2 separate regions of the Homo sapiens genome follow, and region 1 is linked to region 2. Evidence: chromatin contacts called from ENCODE Hi-C data. All regions are on one chromosome and are shown on one strand. Each heading gives the region's core, a stretch centred on a gene start or an enhancer-like site at or near the end of the contact. The rest is flanking DNA. Distances are from core to core; before and after follow the strand shown. Region 1 holds the start of TTI1 (TELO2 interacting protein 1). Region 2 holds the start of SAMHD1 (SAM and HD domain containing deoxynucleoside triphosphate triphosphohydrolase 1).

Evidence for each region. A loop is a pair of places that touch in the nucleus more often than their neighbours do. Pooled maps may share reads with other maps.
Region 1: a loop to region 2 is called in a pooled map, with 7 times the contacts of the local background. The contact joins the promoter of TTI1 here to the promoter of SAMHD1 in region 2. A Hi-C loop is called at or near these places in 4 of 50 pooled maps.

Annotation. Positions count from the first base shown.
Region 1 is chr20:38,032,140-38,036,981 of GRCh38, reverse strand. It overlaps TTI1 (TELO2 interacting protein 1), which reads left to right and starts at 3,526. Exons shown (of 8, transcript NM_001303457.2): 1 at 3,526-3,578. It overlaps RPRD1B (regulation of nuclear pre-mRNA domain containing 1B), which reads right to left and starts at 3,236. Exons shown (of 7, transcript NM_021215.4): 1 at 2,884-3,236. The coding sequence starts at 3,034. LOC124904898 (a long non-coding RNA gene) reads right to left here and starts at 2,876. Exons shown (of 2, transcript XR_007067579.1): 1 at 1,577-2,876. RefSeq lists enhancers at 2,604-3,199, 3,400-3,669, 3,200-3,795.
Region 2 is chr20:36,949,905-36,954,999 of GRCh38, reverse strand. It overlaps SAMHD1 (SAM and HD domain containing deoxynucleoside triphosphate triphosphohydrolase 1), which reads left to right and starts at 3,292. Exons shown (of 16, transcript NM_015474.4): 1 at 3,292-3,564. The coding sequence starts at 3,357. RefSeq lists a silencer at 3,578-3,797.

The sequences.
Region 1 (4,842 bases), core at 2,277-4,776, 1.1 Mb before region 2:
CTGGATATTCGGAAGCTAGGTATTGATGCTTGGAAGAGCATCTTTTTTTAACTCTGCACTGTCCAGTAAGTTAGCCACTAGCCACGTGTGGCTATTGGAACACCTGAATTGCAGCTGGTAAAAACTGGAAACTAAATTTTCAATTCTATCTACTTAAAACTTTAGTTCCTTAGTCACACATTTTAAGTGCTCCATAGCCACATATACCAAGCGGCTACCTGTTGGATGGCACAGATAGAAAACATTGCTATTATCACAGAAAATTGTATTAGATAGCGCTGTTTATATCCTTTATGCTGCTATCATAGAAAGTTGTATTGGATAGCGCTGTTTAGATCCTTTACTCAACCACGAAAATTCTATCAGAGACCATGATTTAATTCCTATTTTTAAACTATATAACAGGCACCACGCGATATCCTGTGGTGTTGCAAATAAACAAGAAGGTCTAGTTCCTCTCTCAAAACATAATCTAATGACAAAGATGTAACCAGTTCAAATGAACAGCTAGTAGGAACAAATTAAATGCTAAACTGGTATGATGGGGTGGGAGGCACTCATTAATTCTAATAAATGAAAGCACCACAGTTTGATTGCAGTCAGGTGACCACCTTCACTTATTAAATGCATTGAGGCACTGAGTACATGAAAAAGAACACATTTTGGCATCAGGCAGCCCTGGGCTCATGTCCTAGCTGTATGTCTGTGGACAAGGCACTTAATCCCTCTATACCTTTATCATCTCATCTATAAAATGAGGATAATAATGCTAGCCTACTTGCAACATAAGGCTTTACCACGTAAGATTAGGGATAACGGAGCTTCATACACAAATGTACTCTCTAATTTGCTTTTTTTCAGTAACTCAACTAGGGTGAGGCAAGGAATCAAGAAAGTGTCACAAAAGAAGTGACACTTGGCCAGGCGTGGTGGCTCACACCTGTAATACCAGCACTTTGGGAGGCCGAGGCGGGGGCATCACAAGGTCAGGAGATCAAGACCATCCTGGCTAACACAGTGAAACCCCATCTCTACTAAAAATACAAAAAATTAGCTGGGTGTGGTGGCGGGCCCCTGTAGTTCCAGCTACTCGGGAGGCTGAGGCAGGAGAATGGCATGAACCCGGGAGGTGGAGCTTGCAGTGAGCTGAGATCGCACCACTGCACTTCAGCCTGGGTGACAGAGCGAGACCCCCATCTCAAAAAAAAAAAAACAAAAAAAATGACACCTGAGATGGACTTTAACTGCCTCTTGAGGTCCCACCCAATAGAATTCTGTACAGTGGCAATTCACATTTCAGCACACTCTTCAAATAATTTCTGAATGGCACAGTGGGGTACATGAAGAAGGCCCCATAAACTCCAGGCTCTACCTCTTCCCGGAACTGCCCGAAGGGCTGAGGGGATCCCTATCTCAGTACAGTACGCGATATTTGGGGGCAGTCCCTGCTAAAGGGCTAGAACTGGGTCTCCTGAAAAAAATCATGAAGATTTTGGTGTTTGCCAGCCTGTTGTAGTCTGAGCCTGTTCAGTTCGAAAGCCTTGAAAATACCACTTAGCCACTTCAGTTTCCTCACCTGTAGAGCAGGACATCTGTGGTGTCCCCAACTCACAGATAGTATAGAACACTTGTAAAGCCACTTCGCTATAAAGGCCTACCACATATAGGGTGTCTGGAGCAGCTCTGAGCTTCATTTCTTCAGTCTTCCATTATGAAACTCATCCGGGAGTGTAGGTGTCCATCTTTCCCCACCAGACTGTAAGCAACTTGAAGGTAAAGACCATGCCTCACAGTGAGTAATCAAAAGTCTCATCTCACCATAATCTGCTGAATGCCTACACTGTGCCTCACCCCATGCTAAATGTTCATTTGGATTATCCCGTTTACTCCTCACCACGAGATGAGTCTCAGTTTTTCCTCTTCTGCAAAGTTCCTACTTCATAGGGCTCCGAGAATTTTTTTTAATGGCAATGTATGTAAAGATATCAGTACTGCACTTCGCATGTAATAAAGACATAGTAAATTTCAGTTATCCATTCTGTAGATAAGAAAATTAAGGCACAGACAGGTTAAGTTGCTGGGGTCAGTAAGGCGGCAAAGTCAGGCTTAAATTCTAGGCAGTTGGCAGAGGCAACATGCTGCAAGTGTCCAAGCCAGTGCCTGGCACATAACAGAATGAGTTCAATGAATTGTCTGTCAGAACCTGAGCAGGGCCTGAAATCAATGACAACTGCATGAGAGAGGAGAGGAGAGGAGAGGTAAGGTCTGGGTGGCCCCTTAACCTAAGATGGGAGAGACTACCTACTTCACAGGGCTGTTCTAAGGACTGAGTGCGAGGATACACACAAAGGTCTTAGTATAGTGACTGGTATGAAGTAAAGGCTTTGTAAGGGGTAGCTATCCTTGCCTCCCTCTTACAGATGAGAAAACGGAGACACAGGGAGATGAAGAAACTCTCCCAGTATTATTCAGCTGGCAAATAGCTGAGCCAGGACTCGATCTGCAGAGTCTGACTCCGGAGCCCACTGGCTTTTACTCCAAATACCCAGCACTGGGCCCGACATGCTAGGGCCAGTACGGCAGTGAATGCAGCCGAGATAATAACAGCCACAAATGTCAGGGGGAAACTGAAGGGAAAATGGCTTGATGAACTAGAAGTCTGGACACCTGAGTCCCAGTCCGTGGACCCTCAGGCAAGTACCTTAAACCTTCCCGGGCCTCAGTTTCCTTCTTCGAGAAATGGGGCTAACTTTGTCTCCCATCTCAGAAGCTCGATCAGGCCTGGAAAGCAAGGCTCAATGAAGAGGCTTAGAGGGGCCTAGGTTGTATGTGGGCGAGAGGACAATCCGGGGACCGTCCAGGGGGTGGGGATTTGGTGTTTACCTTTGCGGAGCTCGCGGTGCCACACGGAGACGATGGGTCCCGCGTGCTTGCGGTGGTGGATGAGCCAAAGGGACAGGGTCTGCACGCTCTGCTGAGAGTTGCTCAGCTCCGAGAGCTTCTTCTCCAGCGCCGACTCAGAGAAGGAGGACATGGTGGCGGCAGTGAGGCCCGGCAGGGAGCGGCCTGGGCCGCCCAGTGCGGCGGGAAGAGCGACGGCACGAGGCCGGGGCCTCACCTGACAGGCTGCGGGACTTTTTACCGACTGACAGACTGCCAGGGGTGCGAGAAGGGGGAGGGGATGGGTCTCCGCAGTAACAGCCGCCCGCGCCGCCGCCACAAGATGGCCACCCGACCTCTCACCCTGCCGCGAGAGCGAGGTCAAAGGGCAAGGGCCGGAGCAGAGGGGCACCGAGAGGCGTCGGAGCTCTAGAAAACCGTCCCTTTGGAGGCGGCGGCCGCTCTGAACCTCGCGCAGAGCACTTCGAAGGAGACAGAGCGAGGCAAGGAGAGTAGTTCCCCGGGCCCCCGGAAAGAGCTTTGACCGCTCGAGCCTGCACACCGGCGCAGTGGATCTCGCCGGAACCCTTTTTCCCGCTCCCTCGGAACCTTTCTGGCGCGATACGGCGCGCTACTTAGCGCGTCACTTCCGGCGAGGCAGAGGAGGCGGGAGAGTGAGAGAAAGGCTGGAAGACGAGGTAAGGGAAGAGTGGCGGGAACCAGAGGGAGCCCAGCAGCTGGGACCCTGTAGAGGGGTATCCTGAGGGGACATTGAGTCTGAGAGATCATGATCTGGATATGGGAGGGGGATTTCCTTTCTAATCTGGCGGGCCCCAGGCCGCATCTTTCCTCCATATGTGTTCGGCTCTCTGGCTGTCCCCCAAAACACTTAGTTTTGGTTCTTCCAAGCCACCCACGTGCCCTTTTCACGCCTCCACGCCCTGGCGCTCGTTCTCTGTCCGAAAGTGACATCCCCTTTCTCACCTGGTGAGCTCCTACTCAGCCCCCCGGAGCACCCTTTAATGTCCTGTTTTGACCTTTTAGTCTGTAACAGCGCCGTCATGAAACACACATTTGGGCTCTCGGCTCTTAAGTGGGTTCTCACTCAGGGTATTATTACGTGCTGCTTTTGCCGTCTGCGGGTCCAGTTGACTTTTTCGAACTTAAGTGAGGTGTTAACTTTAGGGAAAAGGTGGAGGGAACTAACTTAGCCTTCCCAATGTGTCTGTTGACCTCATGTTGAGACACACTATTTGAGGCCTGGCGCAACGTCTCTTGCTTGTAATCCCAACCCTTTGGGAGGCCGAGGCGAGAGGATAGCTTGAGGACTGGAGTTCAAGACCAGCCTGGGTAACAGCGAAAATTAGCCAGGCATGGTGACGCTCACCTGCAGTTCCAGCTACGCGAGAGGATACCTTGAGCCCAGGAGTTAGAGGTTACAGTGAGCTATGATCGTGCCACTGCACTCCAGCCTGGGCGATGGAGCGAGACTCTTCTCTGAAACAAAACAAAACACTATCTGAGACTCTAAACCTTGACCCTATTTTTTTTTTAAGTTTTAAATCCCAGGTATCAAAGCAGCAGAGAAATTTTGTTTTTCTTACTGCCACGGGGGTGATGGTAGGGAGTTAAGTTATAGACATAAGAGGGTTTTAAAATTTCCTGATCGTGGTATAACTTCCTAGTTGTGGGCAGACTCTAGTTTAGGAGACGTTCTTCTAGTTGATGCCTGCTTTTGCTCTTATTGCACTGTATTGCAGTTCTTTGCTTACATGCTTTTACCCTTCCTCCAGACTGGAATCATAATCATAGCTAACGCAGTGAGAGGTTACTATGTGCTAGACACAATTCCCACACAGTAACTCATTTAATCCTCACAACAAAGCTGTGAGGTATTATATTATCCCCCTTTGGACAGCGTAGGAAACAGGCTCAGAGAGGTTAAGTGACCTACCCAAGATC
Region 2 (5,095 bases), core at 2,043-4,542:
AGTATGGCAATAAATTATACTTTTTAACAAACAAAAACAGAAAATAAAAGTTCTGGATGGGTGCGGTGGCTCATGCCTGTAATCTGAGCACTTTGGGAGGCCAAGGCACTTGAGGTCAGGAGTTCACTGATCACTTGAGGTCAGGAGTTCAAAGCCAGCCTGGCCAACATGGTGAAACCCCGTCTCTACTAAAAATACAAAAAAATTAGTTGGGCGTCGTGGCGGGTGCCTATAATCCCAGCTACTCAGGAGGCTGAGGCAGGAGAATCGCTTGAACCCGGGAGGCAGAGGTTTGCAGTGAGCCCAGATTGCACCACTGCACTCCACCCTGGGCCACAGAGCAAGACTCTGTCTCAAAAAAAATTAAAATTAAAATTAAAATAAAAAAATGAAATTAAAAAACTAAAAATTCTTAAAAGCAGCTGCTTTGAACAAACACAGTTGATTAAACTAAAAACCCTGCTATAACACCTTCTATTGTCCAGGAAACCTTGATGTCAGGGCAGGTTTCCCCACAGGTCTTATAAACACAAGTTTTTAAATCAGCCATTTCTGACTTGAGATTAAGTCTTTCATACATATGCTATTTGTTTTCTTATCCCGTTTTGGTTTCGCAAGTCTTGGCAACTGTCAGGTCTTTTCACAAAGTTCTCTAGTGTTTGAGGGCATTTTTTTGGGGGGCCTGGCCTTGTGTGCAGATGGAAAACAACTCTTTTTTTTTTTTTTTTTTTGAGATAGAGTTTCACTTTTGTCTCCCAGGCTATGGCTCACTTCAACCTCCACCTCCCAGGTTCAAGCGATTCTCCTGCCTCAGCCTCCTGAGTAGCTGGGATTACAGGCGGCTGCCACCACGCCCGGCTAATTTTTTTTTTTTTTTTTTTGAGACGGAGTCTCGCTCTGTTGCCCAGGCTGGAGTGCAGTGGCGCGATCCAAGCTCACTGCAACCTCCGCCTCCCAGGTTCAAGCAATTCTCTGCCTCAGCCTCTCAAGTAGCTGGGATTACAGGTGCCTGCTACGATGCCCAGCTAATTGTTTTGTATTTTTAGTAGAGACGGGTTTCATCATGTTGGCCAGACTAGTCTTGAACTCCTGACCTTGTGATCCACCCGCCTCGGCCTCCCAAAGTGCTGGGATTACAGGTGACAGCTACTGCGCCTGGCCACCCAGCTAATTTTTGTAATTTTAGTAGAGACAGGGTTTTGCCATGTTGGCCAGGCTGGTCTCGAACTCCTGACCTCAGGTGATCCACCCGCCTCGGCCTCCCAAAGTGCTGGGATTACAGACGTGAGCCACTGCGCCTGGCAGGAACACCTTTATACTTTCCTCCATGGGTCTGCAGGAAAAGGGAGCCATTGAAAATTGTGGGTTAAATAATAGAAAATAGTTTTATATCAAAACCCCCTTTACTTATTTATTTATTTTTTATTATTATTATTTTTGAAACAGAGTCTTGCTCTGTTGCCCAGGCTGGAGTGCAACGGGAAGATCTTGGCTCACTGCAACCTACACCTCCCACATTTGAGTGATTCTCGTGCCCCCGCCTCCTGAGTAGCTGGGATTACAGGCATGCACCACCAGGCCTGGCTAATTTTTGTATTTTAGTAGAGATGGGGTTTCACCATGTTGGCCAGGTTGGCCTTGAACTCCTGGCCTCAAGTGAGTGCTCTGGCCTCCCAAAGTGCTGGGATTACAGGCATGAGCCACTGCACCCAGCCCCAAACCCCCTTTAACAAGCAGTGGTTGGCAAGTTATCAAGACCATGGACTTTGGAACCAAGTTACATCTCTTGGGTTTGAATACAGGCTTCATCATTTCCTAGCTGTAAGACCTTGGGCAGCTGGGTACGGCTGTGTAATCCCAGCACTTTGGGAGGCTGAGGTGTGGGAATCACCTGAGGTCAGGAGTTCAAGACCAGCCTGGCCAACATGGTGAAATCCTGTCTCTACTAAAAATACAAAAATTAGCCAGGTGTGGTGGCAGGCGCCTGTAGTCCCAGCTACTTGGGAGTCTGAGGCATGAGAATCACTTGAACCTGGGAGGCAGAGGTTGCAGTGAGCTGAGATCACGCCACTGCACTCCAGCTTGGGAAACAGAGCAAGACTCCGTCTCAAAAAAAAAAAAGAAGACCTGCGGCAAATTACTTTTTCCTACATCCTAAGGTAATTGTGATAATTAAGTGAAGTAATATGTGTAGAGCCCTTAGAACTTTACAATATTTGTAAAACCCTTAGAAGTTATAAAAATTATTTAATATTTAAATAATTTAATGAATGTACTTAATTCATTTAGTATTATGTATAAATATAAAATTATTTTATATTTGTAAAGCCCTTAGAACCGTGCCTGGCACACAGTAAAGCTCTGTTTGCAAATAATATTTTGGCTCACCAGTAGACCACTAGTTCATACTGCTTGATGATAAGCTATTCCGCCTCATTCGTCCTTGACCCCCTAAACAGGTCTATGCCTTGGTTGCTGGGAAGGTGTGTTGGCTTTATTAACAGTAATAGTGATATGTCCTTTTACCAGGCAATTGCATGGACCAGTATTTATAGGGAAGTTTGAGCCCTGCCGCAGAGGGGTTAAGTGATGGGAAAATGCCTGCCATTTTCACATGCTGTTACAACCAGGCAGTAAAAGTCCTCAGAAGTTAAATTTTAAGTAATCAGACTGGCCACTTTCCTTCCTCTGGGAATGCAGTTGGGATGGAGGGCTCTGTCTCTAGTTGGAAAGAAGTCTGAAGTCCCCTCCTGTGTGGACACCAGACAACAGGTATCCCAGGGCCCTCTAGTTGACCAGCAATACTGTGGAATGAAGACACCCTCAAGTCACATTTGAAATCATTCCGGGTTCTTCCAGTTCAGCACCTTGACTGTTTTCCTCTTCACTGGGAAGGTGCTGGCAGCCTGACGGCCTTTTAGGCTTCTTTTAAGTTTGGGGCATCTGAAACCCGGCCAAGGTGCGGCGGGTAGTGTACTCATTCGAAGGAGAATACCCCCAATTCACTAGACGAGCCCCTAATTGGGGGTGCGGTGCCGGGCGCGCTCTTTCCTCCCCCTTTCCACCAGCACTGCCCTCAGTTCTGCTTCTAGCCACGCCCTTTCGCGTTCACGTCCAGCGCCCTGGCGGGATTGATTTGAGGACGACTGGACTGCCATTGCGCCTGCGCAGGGAGCCCAAGGCAAGAGCCGCTAGGCTGCCCTGCCCGAAGGGCTCAACTGTCAGTGAGCCTGCGCAGGAGGCCAATAGGCTGCCAATACTCCTTGGACTCCCCGCCAGGGCCCTGCTGTCAGTGCGCCTGCGCGCGGGTCCGGCGCCGAGGTTCTTGACTGCTGTGCCGGACGCCAGGTGTAGCCATGCAGCGAGCCGATTCCGAGCAGCCCTCCAAGCGTCCCCGTTGCGATGACAGCCCGAGAACCCCCTCAAACACCCCTTCCGCAGAGGCAGACTGGTCCCCGGGCCTGGAACTCCATCCCGACTACAAGACATGGGGTCCGGAGCAGGTGTGCTCCTTCCTCAGGCGCGGTGGCTTTGAAGAGCCGGTGCTGCTGAAGAACATCCGAGGTAGCGGCTCCGGAGGGGCTGAGGGGCGAAGGGCGGCGACCTGGGGCGCGGGCCAGGCGCCCTGAGGGAGGGGGCCCCACGAGAGGACCGAGGCCGAGGAGCGAGCCCTGCGGCGGGAGGCACCCGGGAGGGCGGACCTGCGCTGGGGGCGCCGAGGAAAGGAAGACCCGAGGCGGGGGAGGGAGCCCTGCGGCGGGGGTTCCCAGGAGGGCCTGCGGCATGGGGCTCCCGGGACTGACTCCCCGAGGCGGAGGAAGAAGACATGGGGTCGCCTGGGATAGGCGATTCGTAGGATGGGAGCAGGCTCCCGGGATTGAGGACCTGGGAGGGGCAGTCGTAGATTGGGATCTCACTCTCGTGGGTTTCTTCACTAACTTGCCACCCCGGCGCGGGACAAGCGAGACTCGGGTCCCTTTTTTTTAGTTAGAAGGAGATTTTTCCCCAGACCTTGGTGGGCGGCTTGCTGTCATCCAGGCTCGCGGGACCCCTCCGCGCTAACCGCAGCTCCTTGAACACTTGCCACATCAGAGGATGTTCTGGGGCTTTTAGGTTTCGGTTTCCTCCCTGAATTGAGGCTTTTCCTGAAGGGGAAGGAACTGGCTTGGTTAATCTCTGAATTCCCATCACCTTCCTTGGCATCCCAGCAGCGCCCGATAGGCGTGTGTTGACTGCACTTGCAGAACATGGTAAGGAACATGTTTTGCTCTTTAAAAGCAGGTTCCCCTCCAAAATCTGAACCTTGGGGTTGTTCAGTTGACCACTGAATCCCCAGCATGCCACAGTTTGGCCACATCCCCTGGAGAAGTGTTTAGGTTGAGTTTTAATCATATTTTACTGATTCGTATCCAAGCATCCATCCTTGTGAATTCTACTCAACTTTTTGTGGTGGGTGTGAGATTTGACTCCTGCCTTATATCCTCTAGGTGTCCAATAGGAAGGTGATTCTTTGGTGGTTGGGATTTGCAAATTTAGTAAATTTTTGCATTTGTTAGGTGGGGCCCTGTTTGGCTAGGTTGGAAACTGGGGTAGGAGGAACATTAGTGGTTCAGGACCCAAAGATAGCTTGAATGGGTATGGGAAATTGCATTTCTCCTTTTTTTTTTTTCTTCCCCCTTTTGCCCTTTCGTTTCCCTCCACTGCTGGGATGGATTATTACTTTATTTTCTTTGACTAGCAACAAGTGGAGTGAAGTAGTTCCATATTTTCTGTCTCAAAATGTGGTTGGCTCTCTGTTTCAGTGGTTTGTAGATTAACTCGTTACCCTCCAGAATGATGTGTGTTCCTTAAACCTACAACCTATTGCTATCAAAGACACTATGTGCTTTCATTTGGTAAAAACTGACCAACTGTTCCCAATTGCTCATGTCTTAGCTTCTGCTTTGTCTTGACCAAACTTTATTCGGACTTCTCTCTTCCCTTATGGGCCCCTCAACTCTTGCTTACCCCCAGATCTGACCAGGCAGGCACTAAAGCAGTGGAATATGCCTCCCTCTGGTCAGTTTCTTTTGAGAACCGGCTGACCACAGTAGGA